Linked DNA regions of Homo sapiens: region 1 is linked to region 2. Evidence: read pairs that join two places in POLR2A ChIA-PET (ENCODE). Cell type or tissue: MCF 10A. All regions are shown on one strand. Each heading gives the region's core, and the rest is flanking DNA. Links, peaks and the distances in the headings are about the cores only. Region 1 overlaps RAB27B (RAB27B, member RAS oncogene family). Region 2 has its middle 120 kb from the start of RAB27B.

What was found. ChIA-PET counts read pairs that join two places held together with the same protein. Peaks named below come from ENCODE experiments on the same cell type or tissue, not always from the same donor. Only the 100,000 strongest peaks of a DNase experiment are listed, where the experiment ranks them.
Region 1: POLR2A ChIA-PET joins it to region 2 with 5 read pairs; 2 of 35 experiments call an interaction of 5 or more read pairs at or near these places.

What each region holds. Positions count from the first base shown.
Region 1 is chr18:54,842,310-54,850,566 of GRCh38, forward strand. All of the region lies in intron 1 of RAB27B (RAB27B, member RAS oncogene family), which reads left to right. Among named protein-coding and RNA genes, the nearest start is that of RAB27B, 18 kb to the left of the region's middle. In MCF 10A, for the core only: no CTCF peak of the experiment used is centred there; no DNase peak of the experiment used is centred there.
Region 2 is chr18:54,707,660-54,715,916 of GRCh38, forward strand. No RefSeq gene overlaps it. Among named protein-coding and RNA genes, the nearest start is that of RAB27B, 120 kb to the right of the region's middle. RefSeq lists a silencer at 4,679-4,973. In MCF 10A, for the core only: no CTCF peak of the experiment used is centred there; a DNase peak (open chromatin) is centred at 4,842.

The sequences.
Region 1 (8,257 bases), core at 1,957-6,956, 130 kb after region 2:
TCTTAGAATTTATGGGTTTTTCTTACAGAATCGCTAGAGGACTTAATGAACTGCACCAAAATAGTTTCCAGTCTTACTTCAAGGGCATACGGTTTTGAACTATTTTTCAGAAAAGATTTCTGTAAAGCTTTATGTATAAAAGAAAATTTGTTTTAACATTTTCAAGTAATTTTAAGCATAACTAGGTTTATCAGGACATTCTCAAGCCCATCAAGTTTAGAAGATAATATCAAGAAAGATAAACAAGATAACCTTATATATTAATAGGATAGGTAGAAATCTTTTTCCTATGCGTCAAAGCAAAAATCAAAACATTGACTAAAATAAATTTTAAGACACATCTTGCTGTTATGTCTTATCTATCTACTCTCAAGAACAAAATGCTTATTTAAAAACATTCTTAGTCTGCAGGGCTGCTGCAACTAATTTCACCCTCCATCCACTAGTTTCAGACAAAAGTATTTGTTGCAAGTTTCTTGAATTTATGCAATATTATTATTTTTGAGATGGAGTCTCATTCTGTTGGCCAGGTTGGAGTGCAGTGGCGGGATCTCGGCTCACTGCAAGCTCTGCCTCCCGGGTTCATGCCATTCTCCCACCTCAGCCTCCCTAGTAGCTGGAACTACAGGCACCCGTCACCACGCCCAGCTAATTTTTTTGTATTTTTTAGTAGAGACGGTGTTTCACCGTGTTAGCCAGGATGGTCTCCATGTCCTGACCTCATGATCCACCCGCCTCAGGCTCCCAAAGTGCTGGGATTACAGGTGTGAGCCACCGTGCCTGGCCAATAATATTATTTTTTAATGGACAGGCAACATAAACTTCTATAAAGTAAATCACTGTCTTTCAAATTCATTTGTACCATTGTCACTGGATATTGTGTCAGCAAGGAACATAACCTGCATGGAATTTTTAGTAAAAATATCTCTGATTGTTGAAGTTCAAGAAGGCACTACAATAAATTACAATAAATTAATGCCCTGTAGAGTTGATATTTGTTAAAGCTTTGTGGTAATAACATACCTATAAGTTTAGATTTTCAATAAAACTCTTTTTTTTTTTAGCAGTGCCAGCCTATTCTATATTAAGAAGATGCTTCTTTCTGACTCACTGCAAAGAGAATTTACACTTGAAGAGTCATTTTTAAGAGTGTCAGGAATATATCTGCACTCATCTCTGCTGTTTCCTCTCCTGATTCTCCAGTGACTAAGGGTGATATTAAACACATTGAACAACAACTAGCACGACATCTGCTGATCAATCAAAATAAACCACACTGGTGTGTTCCGGCTGCATATCAGCTGGGCCAAGGGTCTGATGTCAACCTATTATAAAAGAAAGCAGAGCAAACTGGCCTATTTGGAAATCAGATGCATTCTAACTTTCAAGTCAATCTACTTGATTCTAACACTTTAATGTATCATAATAACATGAGGATTATTTCTATTCTTCTAAAATGGAAAATGTTAATATAAAGTCTTTTCTGAAATGTTTCTTCAAATTCTATAAAATTTGGCCAAATAACAAGATCAAAACATTTAACATTAAAAATCATGAATATTTGGGCAACGGTCCCTCCTACACTATAATCTGTAGGTTGGTTACCCATCCAAACAAGTTTAGGACCACAGTCCAAACAAAGGACAGGAAGGATAAGAACCACAGAACTAGAAGAAAAGCCATCCCATAACTCTGAGATGGCTGCAGGGAGGAGGAGAAGGGTGTCATATTAATCAGGGTGGGGTCTGAGATAATAAGGGTGCCACTTCGAGAACTGAGCAAAGTTCATGAATAAAACACAACATATAGATATAGTTTTTCAATATATCAATATCTTCTGAGGGATATAACTGTGGGAAGAGACAGTGAATTAGCCAATCACCCTGACAAATGATTATGAGTTAAAATTTCTAAGGAGGTCTGTGGTGCAAATAATCCTAAAAATTTTCACTAAATGGAAGATCTGTGAGGGTTAAAGTTGAAGGCAATCCCAGTACAGACAGAAAATTTACTGAATTTTCACTTCATGAACTAACGTACTTTTCATTTTGAGTTACTTTTATCTCTTCTTTCTTTCTTTCTTTCTTTCTTTTCTTTTCTTTTTTTTTTTTTTTTTTGATACAGTCTTGCTCTGTCGCCCACTGGAGTGCAGTGGCACCATCTCGTCTCACTGCAAAAACTCCACCTCCCGGTTTCAAGTGATTCTCCTACCTCACCCTCCCGAGTAGCTGGGATTGCAGGCATTAGCCACCACACCTGGGTAATTTTTGTATTTTTAGTAGAAATGGGGTTTCACCATGTTGGCCAGACTGGTCTCAAACTCCTGACCTCAAATGATGTGCATACCTTGGCCTCCCAAAGTGCTGGGATTATAGGTGTGAACCACTGTGCCTGGCCAAATTTAGGTCTACTTCTTACAAAATAGATCCCTGAGATACTGAGAATCTACTATGTTGCAGCATCCTAAATAAATGAGCTGATCTGCTTCTTTTGTCCTACAAATTTCACATGTTTATTTTCCAGCCTGCCTTTCTACCAGTTTTCGCTGGTTGGGTGTCTTTATGTGTGGGTGTTGCTGTGAAAATGGAGGTATAGGGAGGGAGTTGGCTCTTTCAGGTTTAATAAAGTTTTTCATCATCAACACTAGAAATATGACATCAGGTTTCCTTTAGAATCTGATGTGTCGACTTTTACTAACAATTTGGCCAAAGCTTCTTATGTATTAGGCTACTTTTCTCTAAGACGTATTAGCATCACAATGCCCACTCACATGGCCTGATGTATTTGTCTAAGTGTAGGGTAAAAATCCATTTAGGACCTGTCGCAGTGGCTCATGCCTGTAATCCCAGCACTTTGGGAGGCCGAGGTGGGAGGATCATCTGAGGTCAGGAGTTTGGAACCAGCCTGGCCAACATGGTGAAACCCCGTGTCTACTAAAAATACAAAAATTACCCCGGTGTGGTGGCTAATGCCTGTAATCCCAGCCACTCAGGAGACTGAGGCAGGGGAATCACTTAAACCCAGGAGACAGAGGTTGTAGTGAGCCAAGATCACGCCACTGCACTCCAGCCTGGGCGATAAGTGAGACTCCATCTCAAAAAAAAAAAAAATAAAATAAAATCTATTTAGGAAGAAAATACGTCCCTTCGGATACCTCTAGCTAAGCAATAATGAATATAATAAAAGGATCATTGCAACAGAAAAAAAAAAGAAAATTGTGAAATAAGTTAATACCGTCTCGTTTTTAGCCTCACCTTGTTTTTCCTAGTCTGTTCCCAGGGCCCTGAGTCGCTGGTTGGACCCCCTGACTGCCCCCTGGAATATGTTTGTCTTGTCTTTGCTCTAGCCTTTTGCATATTGCTACAAGGTTATCCAAGTGTACTTTTCACCAGTTCCATTCCCACAGAACAGAACCCTCCTTTCTGTTAACCTGCTATTCTAATTGTTGTAAATATGTTAATTGGCCAAAATATAATATTAATTTTGAGATAACATACCATCAATCCTTTTGATTCACTAATCATGTATTTGCAAATCTGCCTGCTTAATAACATTTATTTGTGACCCCAGAATCAATACCATGGTGCTTTTGTAGTCATTTGCAGGCATATACAGAGTGGTAAAAGTTTGAGTCATCCAACTTGCATATTCTCAGCTGAGGTCAAACAAGTTGGTGCTGTACATTCTTGTTTTAGCTCTCATATTGTAAACAAGTGTCCTTTTCATGATTTATTTAATGTTTTTCACATTTTTGTCCTTTCGAGTGGTGGTTTCTCTGTTTAAAATGTCCCCCATGGTCAGCGCTTGAGGGACTGTCTAATGTTCCTAAAGGCAAGCAGGCTATATGTGCCTTAAGGAGAAGATACATAGATAAGTTTCGTTCAGGCATGAGTTATAGTGCTGTTGACGATGAGTTCAGTGTTAACAAATCAACTATATATTATATAAGATATCTTTAAATGAAAGCACATAGAAAACAAGGTTCTGTTTTGCTCAGTTGATGAAAATACTGGTGGCTAGAGGCTCGCAGGAGCCTAATCCCATTTCCTCTAATAACAATGGCTTGGTATTCACTAATTCAGTGTTTGTAGCAACTTTATAGAATGTATAACTCCTGTGAATAACAAGAATGAACTCTATTTATCTCCTCCCATGAAATAATTTTCAATCATTTAGGAATAGAGATAAAAATGCAATCAAATACGTAAAAGAAGAATAAAAAACAAGCAAGAACCAAGCCAAGTCTAGAAGTAGAGAGAGTTAAAGTAGTTGAACCAGAGAACCTTTGATACCTACCACATTTGAGCCAAAAAACTGACCTCTGAGCTTCCAGGCAATAGAGGCCAAAAAAGAAGGCAATGAATATCATAAGCTTTTCTTATAAGGCTAAAGCAAATATATCAGATTTTTGGGAGAGACACATTTTTGTTTTCTATCAGTAAATTCTAAGAGTAACTTTATGCCACAAAGCACATAATGGCAATGTTTCTCATTGTAGTTTTATAAATAAAATAGAAATGGACTTCACATGACTTTTTGTTTGTTTGTTTGTTTGTTTTGAGACAGAGTCTCCCTCTGTCACCTGGGCTGGAGTGCAGAGGTGTGATCTCGGCTCACTGCAAACTCCACCTCCTGGGTTCGAGCGATTCTCCTGCCTCAGCCTCCCAAGTAGCTGGGATTATAGGTGCCCGCCACCACACATGGCTAATTTTTGTATTTTTACTAGAGACAGGGTTTCACTATGTTGGCCAGGCTGGTCTTGAACTCCTGACCTCAAGTGATCCGCCCACCTCAGCCTCCCAAAGTGCTGGGATTACAGGAGTGAGTCACCATGCCCGGCCATGACTGCTTTTTAAATTGACAATAATGAAGCTCAAGGCACTGATGCTATTTTTGTTGCCCTATGAACACATTCCTACAGGGATCTGAAGTTTTGTATGTTTCTGGGGCTCTGACATAAAATACGTTTCTACTGCACATGTGAAATTATCCTAATGATGGAAATACCCAGTTCTCTGGTAAACTGGAAGGGGAGATATGTTTCAGTGAGCTGCTGTGTTGGTACCTCTAAAACCATTCCAAAAAGAAGACATCTGCATTTGCCTACAAATTGAAGAGTCAACATAGGGCAGTCCAGAAAAATGAGAATAGTCTCCAACCCATTATAGACTATCCCAATTAGGAATATGATGTTAGTTAGAAGTGTTGTGTTAATTATGACGTTAGATGTATCTGAAACTCCCTTCTCCAAGTCCTTGACTCTTTTAAATACCTATGCTCATTTTAATTTGTTAATTTATCTTACTACTGATGTTAAAATTTTCTGATATTATGTGGAGAAACATACTAAATGTAGGTTCAAATAGTGAGTAAACAAACGTTCAGAAAAAAACAGAAGACTGAGTAAAAGCTTATCAACTCATTTAAACCTCCCCACATATTTTATGGATTGGCTGTTGATGCCCAAATTTTTTAGCTTAATTTGTCCTGATTTTCCAAACATGGTTATTAACACATTTGGGACTCGTTTAAAAAAAGAAAGAAAGAAAAAAAAAACTTCAGCCAAATTAAATTTAAAGGAGTTTAATTGAGCAATGAACAATTCACAAATCCCTTAGGCCCAGAATCACGCAGATTCAGACACTCCAGTGCAGCCACATGGTGGAAGAAAATTTATGGACAGCAAAAGGAAAGTGATGTTCAGAAAACGGAAGTGAGGTACAGAAACAACTGGATTGGTTACAAGCTCTGTGTTTGCCTTATTTGAACAACGATTTGAACAGTTGGCTACATTTGATTGGCCAAACTCAGTGACTGGCACAGGTGTGGGATATGGTCGGTTTACACCTCCACTTGTATAGTTCATGATGTACAGAGAAACCTTTAGGCTGAACTTAAATATATAATGAGGCAGCTTTAGGCTAAACTTGATTTAACAGACCTTTAGGAATACACATTCTGGAAGAGTGAATTTATAAAAATAAATGTTTATGGCTGTCTCATAACTGCATTATCAGCAATTTTTGCACTATAGAGATTTTTATGTTAGGTCTTGGTCCTTTATATCATTAAAATATTAAATAGGAAAAATCATGGAATTTATTCATAAATAGATGTACATCTATTTCCCCAGACTACAGGTAAAGAACTATTTGGGTAAGAATGGGCTGCTGACCTGCAAGGAGAAAAATGAGAGCTTCAGTTTAAAACTGTCATAGTTTATAAAAGATATAAACCATTCAGTTCCTTTAGTTTTTAATATTTAGAAGAGTAAACAAAAATTTGATTCAATTAAATGTAACAAATACAATTAAATGGAGATGCAATTTGATTTATTGAAAATAACATGATTTTAATGCAGATTAACTGTAGGCAGTACCTTACCAGAATATAATGCATTCTGGAAAATATCTACTGACTCAAACATGTAAAACCATAAAAAGATTTCATGGTATGGCGGGGAGAGGGGATAGGAGGGGTGTCTGTTCCCAGGGAGCTAAAAGTAATGTAAACTCTTTAATTACTTGCTGCTTTTAGACATAATCTTTGATGACATAGATCTAGCATGTTATACATATTCTTTCATTTTGTTCTTTCAAAAAAAGTATCACTTTGATTAGAAATAAATAAGAAATAGAATATTCAAATAATGGCTCAAACACTGCAATAGAAAGACAATGATATGGACAAATGGAGCCATCACCAGGCCAGCAGAACGTCTGGGATTTCATTTTAGATGTTGAGTCCTGAGCTGATTTTTCAAAGCATGGATTTGGCATTGTAATGCTGCCAGCTCAGAAACGTCGATGTAATGGGAGAAAATGTATGGGGAATTCAGGGCCTGCCTGAACCTCCATGGGCCCAGCCTTGGTACACTCGGGCTAGAGAGATCTGTGAAGGGCTGTTTCACCTCCTGGTGACCACTCCCACACCGACATTGGTTGGAGATCCTGCCAACTATCCAGGGAGCCTGTGGATCTCTTTCCAATGGGATGCTAGCTTTTAGTCAACTGTTTAAAAAATTATTATCTTTAACAGCTCTTGAAAGATTAGCTTTCTATTGCCATTTCCAAATCTTCTTTCCTCCCACTCTGCACCAGCACCTGCACTATAAAGAAGGTAAATTGGCCAGGAGCGGTGGCTCATGCCTGTAATCCCAGCGCTTTGGGAGGCCGAGGGAGCGTGGATCACTTGAGGTGAGGAGTTCGAGACCAGCCTGCCCAACTTCGTGAAACCACTGTCTCTACTAAAAAATATAAAAATTAGCCAGACGTGGTGGCATGCTTCTGTAATTCCAGCTACTCAGAAGGCTGAGGCAGGAAAATCTCTTGAACCCAGGAGGTGGAGGTTGCAGTGAGCTGAGATAGTTCCACTGCACTCCAGCCTGGGCGACAGAGCCAGACTCTGTCTCAAAACAAACAAACAAAAAGAAGGTAAATCACTAGGGGATATATAGAAATTATATGATAAAATAGACTTTAGAAAAAACCTTTTTGAAACCATTTACAAAAGGAAACTGAATAGACCTCTGACACTCTTGTCTCCAATAAGCTGTGAAAATAGTACTGGTTCCATCACTTAAGAGGCATTCAGCTGTTCTCTGGTAAATATTTACTCATACCTTTAAAAGGAAAAATTAGCTAAAGGTAGGCTCGAGTTAGAAACTTAATCTAACTAGTTAAATCCTTTGAAATTTGGCAAAATTCCTCTTCACACATAAACCACTTAATACAAAACCATGTTTTGTATTAAGACCCCCAAATCTGAAGGGCAATTAGCCAACTCCTAGATCATCTCATGTTATATCCTGTCCAAAAATAAACAAACTGGGCTCTGGCATATTCTAAAAATATCTTCCTGTCTAAAAAAACATTTAACAGAGTTTGTCTAAGAAGCAGACTCCCAATTTTATTCTAAATATAATTATATTTGCATATATGTAATTTACAAACAACTTTCCTGGAACACAAGCATTACACAAAGTGAAGTATACCTGTATATTTATTTAAAAGCAAACAAACAGGATATATATATATATATATATATATATACATACATACATATGTTTAGTTTTTTTCTTGAGACAGAGTCTCACTCTGTCACCCAGCCTGGAGTGCAATGGTGCAATCTCGGCTCACTGCATCCTCTGCCTCCCAGGTTCAAGTGATTCTCTCAGCCTCCCAAATAGCTGGGACTACAGGTGTATGCCAGCATGCCCAGCTATGTTTTGTATGTTCAGTAGAGATGGCGTTTCACC
Region 2 (8,257 bases), core at 1,791-6,790:
GTCTTCCACAATGGTTGAACTAATTTACCTTCCCACCAGCAGTGTAAAAGCATTCCTATTTCTCCACAACCTCGCCAGCATCCGTTGTTTCTACACTTTTTGATAATTGCCATTCTGAATGGCAGGAGATGGTATCTCATTATGGTTTTGATTTGCATTTCTCTAATGATTAGTGATGTTGAGCTTTTTTTGTTTGTTGGCTGCATGAATGTCTTCTTTTGAGAAGTGTCTGTTCATGTCCTTTGCCCACTTTTTATTGGGTTTGTTTTTTTTTCTTATAAATTTGTTCAAGTTCCTTGTAGATTCTGGGTACTAGACCTTTGTCAGATGCATAGATTGCAAAAATTTTCTCCCAACCTGTAGTTTGCATTTGGTGATATTTAATTGTGTATTAATACTTGATTTTAGTTATTGGGAGTACTGAGTTTCTAAGTTGGGAATTGGAAAGAATTCCTCCAGAGAGAATTTTTTCCTGTCAAAAGAAGGACTTCAAACCAACACCTATCCCCAGGATACCTTCATGCATATTGCAGATGACCTAAAGACCAGTTTGCAGAGAGAAGAAATGCTTTGAGCAACCTCAAAGAAATGCTTTGAGCCTGGGGTAACCCTGCCCTTTCCAGGCACCCATTCCTGTCACTTGCCTACGGGCTGCTCCTTATTATCCTGGCATGGGCTTATGTAATTAGTTTTGTGTTTCTTATTTGTTTCATATTCAACAAATATGATATCCATGGGATATCCATGGAGACTTCTTTGGTCACCTGTGAGAACACTGCTATATCAGAGAGAGAGAGAGAGAGTGTGCTTGCATGAGATAGTGTGTGTTTTAAGGTTTTTGTTCCTGATAGTAAAGTGGAAGTTGAATACCATTATTACAGTTTAACTGCAGATTAATAAATCATAACTAAATTTTAAAAATGAAATTGAAAGGAATAGAAAAAATTAGTGTGGATTGCAGGTAGTAAGGGCTATAGTGTCATTGTTAGAAAGTTTTGTTTAAATTTTATATATGTATATGTTTGCATGGGTATGATAATTTAAAATATTTGGTATATATTTGTGGTTACAAGAAGGTTTGCAAGCTATTGGTTCAGAAGTCTTCCTCTTTTGCCTTCCTTTTTTCACCTAATTAACTCTCTCCCATCTTTTAAATGTCAGCTCAGATGTTACTTGCTAAGGAAAGCCTTCATCATACTCTGATAGATTTGGTTCTATTGTCAATTGCTTTCAAGAGTCATTTCCCTTTACTTTCAAGACTTCACCTCAGGTTGTAATTGAAATTTCACAGTGATATTGTTTGATAGATGTCTGTCTCCCACAGCAGACTGTGGGCTCCATGAAAGTAGACTGTCCATAGCTTTGTTCATCCTCATATTCTCAGTGCCTAACACAATAGTTGAAACATAGTAGGCACTTAATAAATATGTTTTAAATAAATGAATGTATCTTCTCATGAAATCTTCCCATATGATCTCATTTTAGTGATACCAGCAATATTGGAACACCCCATGGGGTATGATGAGCAGACTGAGGGCATCTTCTTTCACTAGATGTGCAAGCTCTTCTGTGAATTAACTCTTTAAACCACAAAAGCACATTCCTAGTTTTCAGAAAACTGGGACATGATTGAACACAGTTGGGATAAAAGGGCTTCCCCTATTGAAACTCACAGCAGCTCAAAGTAAAATTTGACAATTCTTTTTTTTTGAGACAAAGTCTCTCTCTGTCATACAGGCTGGAGTGCAGTTGTGGGATCTCAGCTCACTGCAACTTCTGCCTCCCAGGTTCAAGTGATTCTTGTGCCTCAGCCTCCTGAGTAGCTGGGATTACGGCCATGTGCCACCATGCCTGGCTAATTTTTTTTTTTTGTACTTTTAGTAGAGATGGGGTTTCACTATGTTGGCCAGGCTGGTCTTGAACTCCTAACTTCAAGTGATCTGCCTGCCTCAGCCTCCCAAAGTGCTGGGATTACAGGAGTGAGCCACCGCACCCGACCGAGAATTCTTTTAATAATGACCTCCAGTTTAACCCTTCTAATAGTGTGAATGCCAGGTACACTAAATGGTAGAAATATGAACTGGGGTCTTCCCAGAAACTTTCTGCTACAACTTCTTGTGAAGGCAAGAGAAGGCTTAGCTGTAAAGAAGCAATAAGGCATATTCACTACATATCTTTTAGCAATTATTCTGCAATCATGAAAATTCTGAAGAATACCAAATAACTTCAACACCTTTAACAAAGAATTCAGTGAAGATGAAAGTGTTTTGGAAAGTAGATTAACTAATTATTGATATACCATAACTGTTACAGTAGATAGCGAGTCAGGCATGAGCGGGGCAGGAGAGCCTCTGCCTCCCTAGGAATATCAGGCAACCATCAGGTGATGGCCAAGCAGTTATTACACTGCTTCTCTAAAATAATAATTGGTCACTGCTAGTGCGAGGGAAAGGCAGTCTCCCAGTAGAAAAACCTGAAACTGATGGTCAATAGGTTCCTGATAAGATCTCAGGAGTTGGGCGAGTGGGCTCAAGCATGCACATTAAGAGGTAAAGTGACGGAGTTGAACTGTTCCTCGTAGGAACATTCAGCTGGTAAGGGAAGAACGCCTCAAGTGAGTATGCATACAACTCCAGTAAACACACTGTGCATAGGGCCCCTCCCAAGTGCTAGCAGGCCACTGTGCATGCAGACAGCCCACCCCAAGGCAAGAATCAGGGGAGAAAGGAAACAAGACCCCAGAAGTATGCCAACATATAAAACCCCAAGTCAGAGGTCAAACTGTGCACTTGATCTCCCAAGCCACCTGCTTGGCCCTCTTCCAAGTGTACTTAGCTTCCTTTCATCCCTGCCCTAAAACGTTTTAATAAACTTTCACTCCTGCTCTAAAACTTGCCTTGGTCTGTCACTCTGCCTTATGACCCCTCGGTTGAATTCTTTCTTCTGAGGAGGCAAGAATTGGGGCTGATGCAGACCTGTATGGATTCACCACCGCTAACATAACCATATTCATTTTCCATCATGTTTTTATGACAACTAAAAGCTATATTATGATGATGATGATGATGATGATGATGATGATGATGATGAAGTTCCTCAAAATGGGGCTTTGTTATGTAAATAATGAAAAAGTCACTGATGGCAACTGATGAGATTATTTGTGGCCATTTTTTGGTCTTCATTTTCATAGACTTTAGAGAATGTGTTTTCAAGATATTCTCAAGGTGACCTTTCCTTGGTAGAGCATACCTTGCATGCCATTAAATATACAGACAAACTGGGTATGACTCCTTCAGTCTGGTTAGGAATTTTTGTGTAGAGCTCTCCTGTCTATGTACATTTCCTGGACTCTACTTAGCCTATTGGCAAAGGTGCTCTACGCTATGTGTTTAAAAGCATTTATATTAGATGACACTGCTTTAATTTATATTACATATAGTGAGGCAAAGTCCATGTTAAGTCCTTTCCTTGTGCCATTATAAATGTTTAATTTGGTTCAGGACAGGAAGGCTACCGAAGTTATATCCAAACAAAGCATATGATGTATTACAAGGGAAGTCTGATGTGATGAGGATACCACCTTGGTCATTTTAAAAAAATGCTAGTTACATTAGAAAGCATAAGACATACACTTTAAATCTTTTACCTCAACTTAAAATAGATAAATGTTAACTTATTTGTCACTCTTTTACAATGAGGACAAGTTCTTTCCTTTGAGTGTGTATGAGTATCAAGTGTCTATAATTTCTAGTTTTAGTTCTGTTAAGTGGAGCAAGAACACAAAACCCTTGCAAAGCCATCTGAATACATAATTCTCTATTATTTTTGTTTGTTTGTTTTCAGACACAGTTTCACTCTCGCTGGAGTGCAGTGATGCAATCTTGGCTCACTGCAACCTCCACCTCCCAGGTTCAAGTAGTTCTTGTGCCTCAGCCTTCCAAGTAGCTGGTATTACAGGTGTGCACCACCACATCTAGCTAATTTTTGTATTTTTAGTAGAGACAGGGTTTCGCCATATTGGCCAGGCTGGTCTCGAACTCGTGACCTCAAGTGATCCACCTGTCTGAACCTCCCAAAGTGCTGGGATTACAGGCATGAGCCACCATGTCACAAAATTTACTTTCAATCCTCTAGAATATTTTGGGCCCATAGCTGATTTGGCAACAATTTATTTTAGCGAATCATCTTTATCTAGTTGTTACAAAGCATTACATTTATTTTTCTTAGAAATAGTAACTCTCTTTTGCACTCATATCTTATCAGTATAAACACCTTTCAATTCAATTATATAGTTACACTAAAAATACATCCAACACTAACAGCTTTGGTACTATACGCTAATGAATCTTGGTTTACGTGTAACTCAAATAGAGTGGAAGAACACGGACATGCTTGGGAGTAAACACTAGCCTTCTACATGTGTGGACATCAGTCAGCATGTTTTGTTGAGTAGATTGGAGTAAGTCGGTTAAAATGAGGAGCATTGGGACTGGGGGTGAGGCAAAAGTGATGGCAATGATGATTTATTGAAGCTTCTTTAAAAGAGCTTTACTCTATCTACAAATATGAATTATTCTCAGTGTTGATACAAATAACATAGTCACACAAGATGTTGAATATATTGTGGAATTCAAATATTTAAAAGAACGGTGGGGCTGGTAAGAAATGCATTTGCAATGTAGTATAATGTAGTATAGTTTCATCTCATATCTTTTTCTTAGATGAGTCATGTTACTTGGTGTTATTATTCTAAGCATTTGATCACCCCAGGTCATGAAAAGCATGACACACTTGTTTTGAGACAGAAAATTTCTCTTACTACATGAATCCAGAAAGCACATGATTCACATTTTATATGCCTTTGAAACGGGAAATGTTCCCTTGTTCCCCTAGCAGGGTGTGTGATGGGGGTGTGGCTCGCTTCTTCAGTGCCTGCTGCTCAAAACTCTAGGGGAGCCCAGAGACAGGCAGGCTGTGGGGCTCCAACCTCACTGCAGTGTCTAGGCATGAATGTTTATAGCTCCTGAAGCCCCAGTGGGTTTGTGTTACAGGGTGCTCTCTTGGTTTGCTGTCTATAGGCAGCTTATGTTAACCAGCTCAATTAGACTCTACACCTTGTCACAAGGACAGAGGGCATTCTGTATCCTGGGTTCTTGCCTTGGTGTACCAGAAGAATCGGATCACAGGTGGGCTTGGAGAATGAGTGCCAAGTTTTATTGAGTGGAAATAGCTCTTCACTGCTGGATGAGCCAGAAGGGAGACGGTTTTCCCCTGGAGTTGGGCCGCTCAGGCACATGCCAAACTCCGCCTCTCCTGCAGGTGGATGGCCTGCCAGTGTGCCAGCGTTTGTTGGTGTGCTCTTCTGCCGGCATGCTCCCTCCGTGTCCTCTTGATGTCCAGCAGCTTGTCTTCTTCCACTGATGTTTTCCTCTCGCCCTCCAGCAGCTTTCATCTCTGCCTTGCTAGGGTCTCAGCTTTTTATAGGCCCAAGAGAGGGGTGTGGTGGGCCAGGGTGGTCTTGGAAAATGCAACATTTGGGCACAAAGGCAGAAGTGCCTGTCCTCACCTAGGTCTGTGGGGCTAGGGCCCTAGCCAGGGACCTGCCTTTCTCTACCCAGCATTTCTCTACCCTCCTCCTGTATCACCTTGAAGAGGTAGAGGTTCTGTTTTATTTTAATAACCACCACAATTTATTTAACCATTCCTTGATCCACGTATAGAATATTCATGCTAAGCACTCTGCATGTATGATCCTATCTAATCCTAAACAAACTCTTTGCAGAGGTATTATTACTGGATTATACTTATGAAGAAACTGAGATTCACTTTGTAAAGTTTCAAAGTGAAAGAAGCTTGAAAGTCATTGCTGTTATCAATGCTGCACATCTCCAGAGTGGCAGCCTTTGGCTTTATGCTACTAAATATAGTGGTTTCCTTTTCTAAAAAGAAACACTTTTTTTTTTGTTTTGAGATGGAGTTTTCTTCTTGTTGCCTAGGCTGGAGTGCTATGGCATGATCTTAGCTCACTGCAACCTCTGTCTTCCGGGTTCAAGTGATTCTCCTTCCTTGGCCTCCCGAGTAACTGGGATTACAGGCATGTGCCACCACGCCCGGCCAATTTTGAATTTTTAGTAGAGATGGGGTTTCACCATATTGGCCAGGCTGGTCTTGAACTCCTGACCTCAGGTGATCCAGCTACTTCGGCCTCCCAGAGTGCTGAGATTACGGGCGTGAGCCGCCGTGCCCGGCAGGTTTTCTTTTTGTAATGGGGAGCTATTCTGTGCTAGGCCTTTAAATGTAGTTGACATGGGGTCATCACAAGAAGCCTATGAAGTACTACTTATTAAACTATATGGAAGCACAAAGTGTCAGATTTAAATCCAGGTCTGTAGTCCCAAAGTCAGTGATTATCCCACTCTATTCTATAACAGATACATTTGCATATGGCACCTGACTGCCACAATTCACTAGCACGTGAGTACACATAAGGTCACATATAATTGATAACCAATCCCACAGGATCTGAGCCCCCCTTCACCGGCTCATCCATGAATTCCAGCTCCTTACAATGTCCTTCACTGCACAGTCATCTTGAAAAGCCACAGACTGGTCCAAGTCACACTGTTCTTATAGTCACCATTGGCTTTTGGCAAGTTGAGCCCAAGATCTGTGATACCAGCACCCCCCTTTACAAACCTGGGCACTGTGACACAGCTGTCCCTGCAGAACCAGCAGTTCCTGACCTGATGGGGGTCCCCAGTGATTCTTCCAGGCACTGAATCTCAACACACCTGTGTGAGCCAAGCAGACTGAAAGGGAAGAGGATAACAGCACCCACACATTTCAAGTTTTCTCAGGGCCAAAATACTACAGAGTTTATGAGCTATCTATCTTAGTCAATTCAGGCTTCTGTAACAAAGTGTAGACTGGGTGGTTTATAAACAACATAAATTTTCTTTTCACAGTTCTGGAGGCTGGAAGTCCAAGATCAGAGTGCCAGCACAGTCAGGTTCTGCTGAGGGTTCTCTTCTGAGTTGTAGGCTGCCCACTTCCCTTTCGATCCTCACATAGCAGAAAGTGGGTGAGAGAGCTCTTGCGAGTCTCTTTGATAAGAACACTAATCCCACCCATTAGCGCTCTACCCTCATGACCTAATCTCTCAATGACCCCCACATTCTGAAACCATCACATTAAGGGTTAGAATCCCAACATATGAATTCTGGGGGGACACAAATATTCAGTCTATTGCAGTATCTTAGGGTTTTCAGTTTGTATGGAGTCTTTTTCTATTACAATCATGTCCATCTCAGTCACAAAGATCTACAAAGACCCACCACTCCCCTCTACCCGCAGGTCCTGTGGTGAGGTCTGTTTCCTCAAGCTGGGATCCTTCTGATTTATGGTGACATGTCTCTCAGCAGCCTCACTTTTCTTCTCTCCACCTGGAGTCATTGCACAGATGACATGTCAGTGTATGTCTGAGGCCCAATCATGGACATAGTGCTTTGTTTCTCAGGGAGCTCTCCAATATTATAAAAATCAGTAGCTACAGAGAAATGCTTAATGGTGGGGCATTGCCTCCCTCACACACTAGCCACTCCCCTTCTGCAGTCCAGCCCATTCACCACTTTGTAATAACAAGGATCTAATTGAGGGTACATTAGTGTCCTTTGGTGCTGATCAACTTCTTTAAAAATAAAAAAAGTCTCATTTCAGAAAACATGCTGAATTAGGAAGAAGTGGAAAGAAGTGCAGTGGATAAGCAAACCACAATCCTCAGGCCTCAACGAGGCATTCTTTCATTGATCACTAATCACTCTGGGTTCACCTGACTCTAGTCATCAACATGGCTCCCTAGTCTTGAAGTTGTCCAACCACAGTCAAAGCTGTTTGACCTGCACATGACAAACAGGTTGATTTCTGGATCCTTAGATCCTATAAAAACATCACTGTCCCTTGTGGTTGGGTTCAGTCTCACCCCATGCCTTTTGGATCTGTACTTTTTCCATGAGAAACACTAGCCTTGAGTTCTCCACAGCAAGAGTCTTACCTTGATTTTTTCTCTCCTTCCCTCAGAAGCCCTGAGCCTCAGCCTCAATGGCACATTGCCTTGTTATGGGCTGATATACCTTGTTACTGCTACTACACTTCATCCTGTGGTCTGAATGCCTGGACCACAAGGTATGAGCTGCCCTCCCTGCTCTGGAAGGCAACCATCTCTTGGTGGAGAGGAACACTCTCCTGATGACTACTTGCC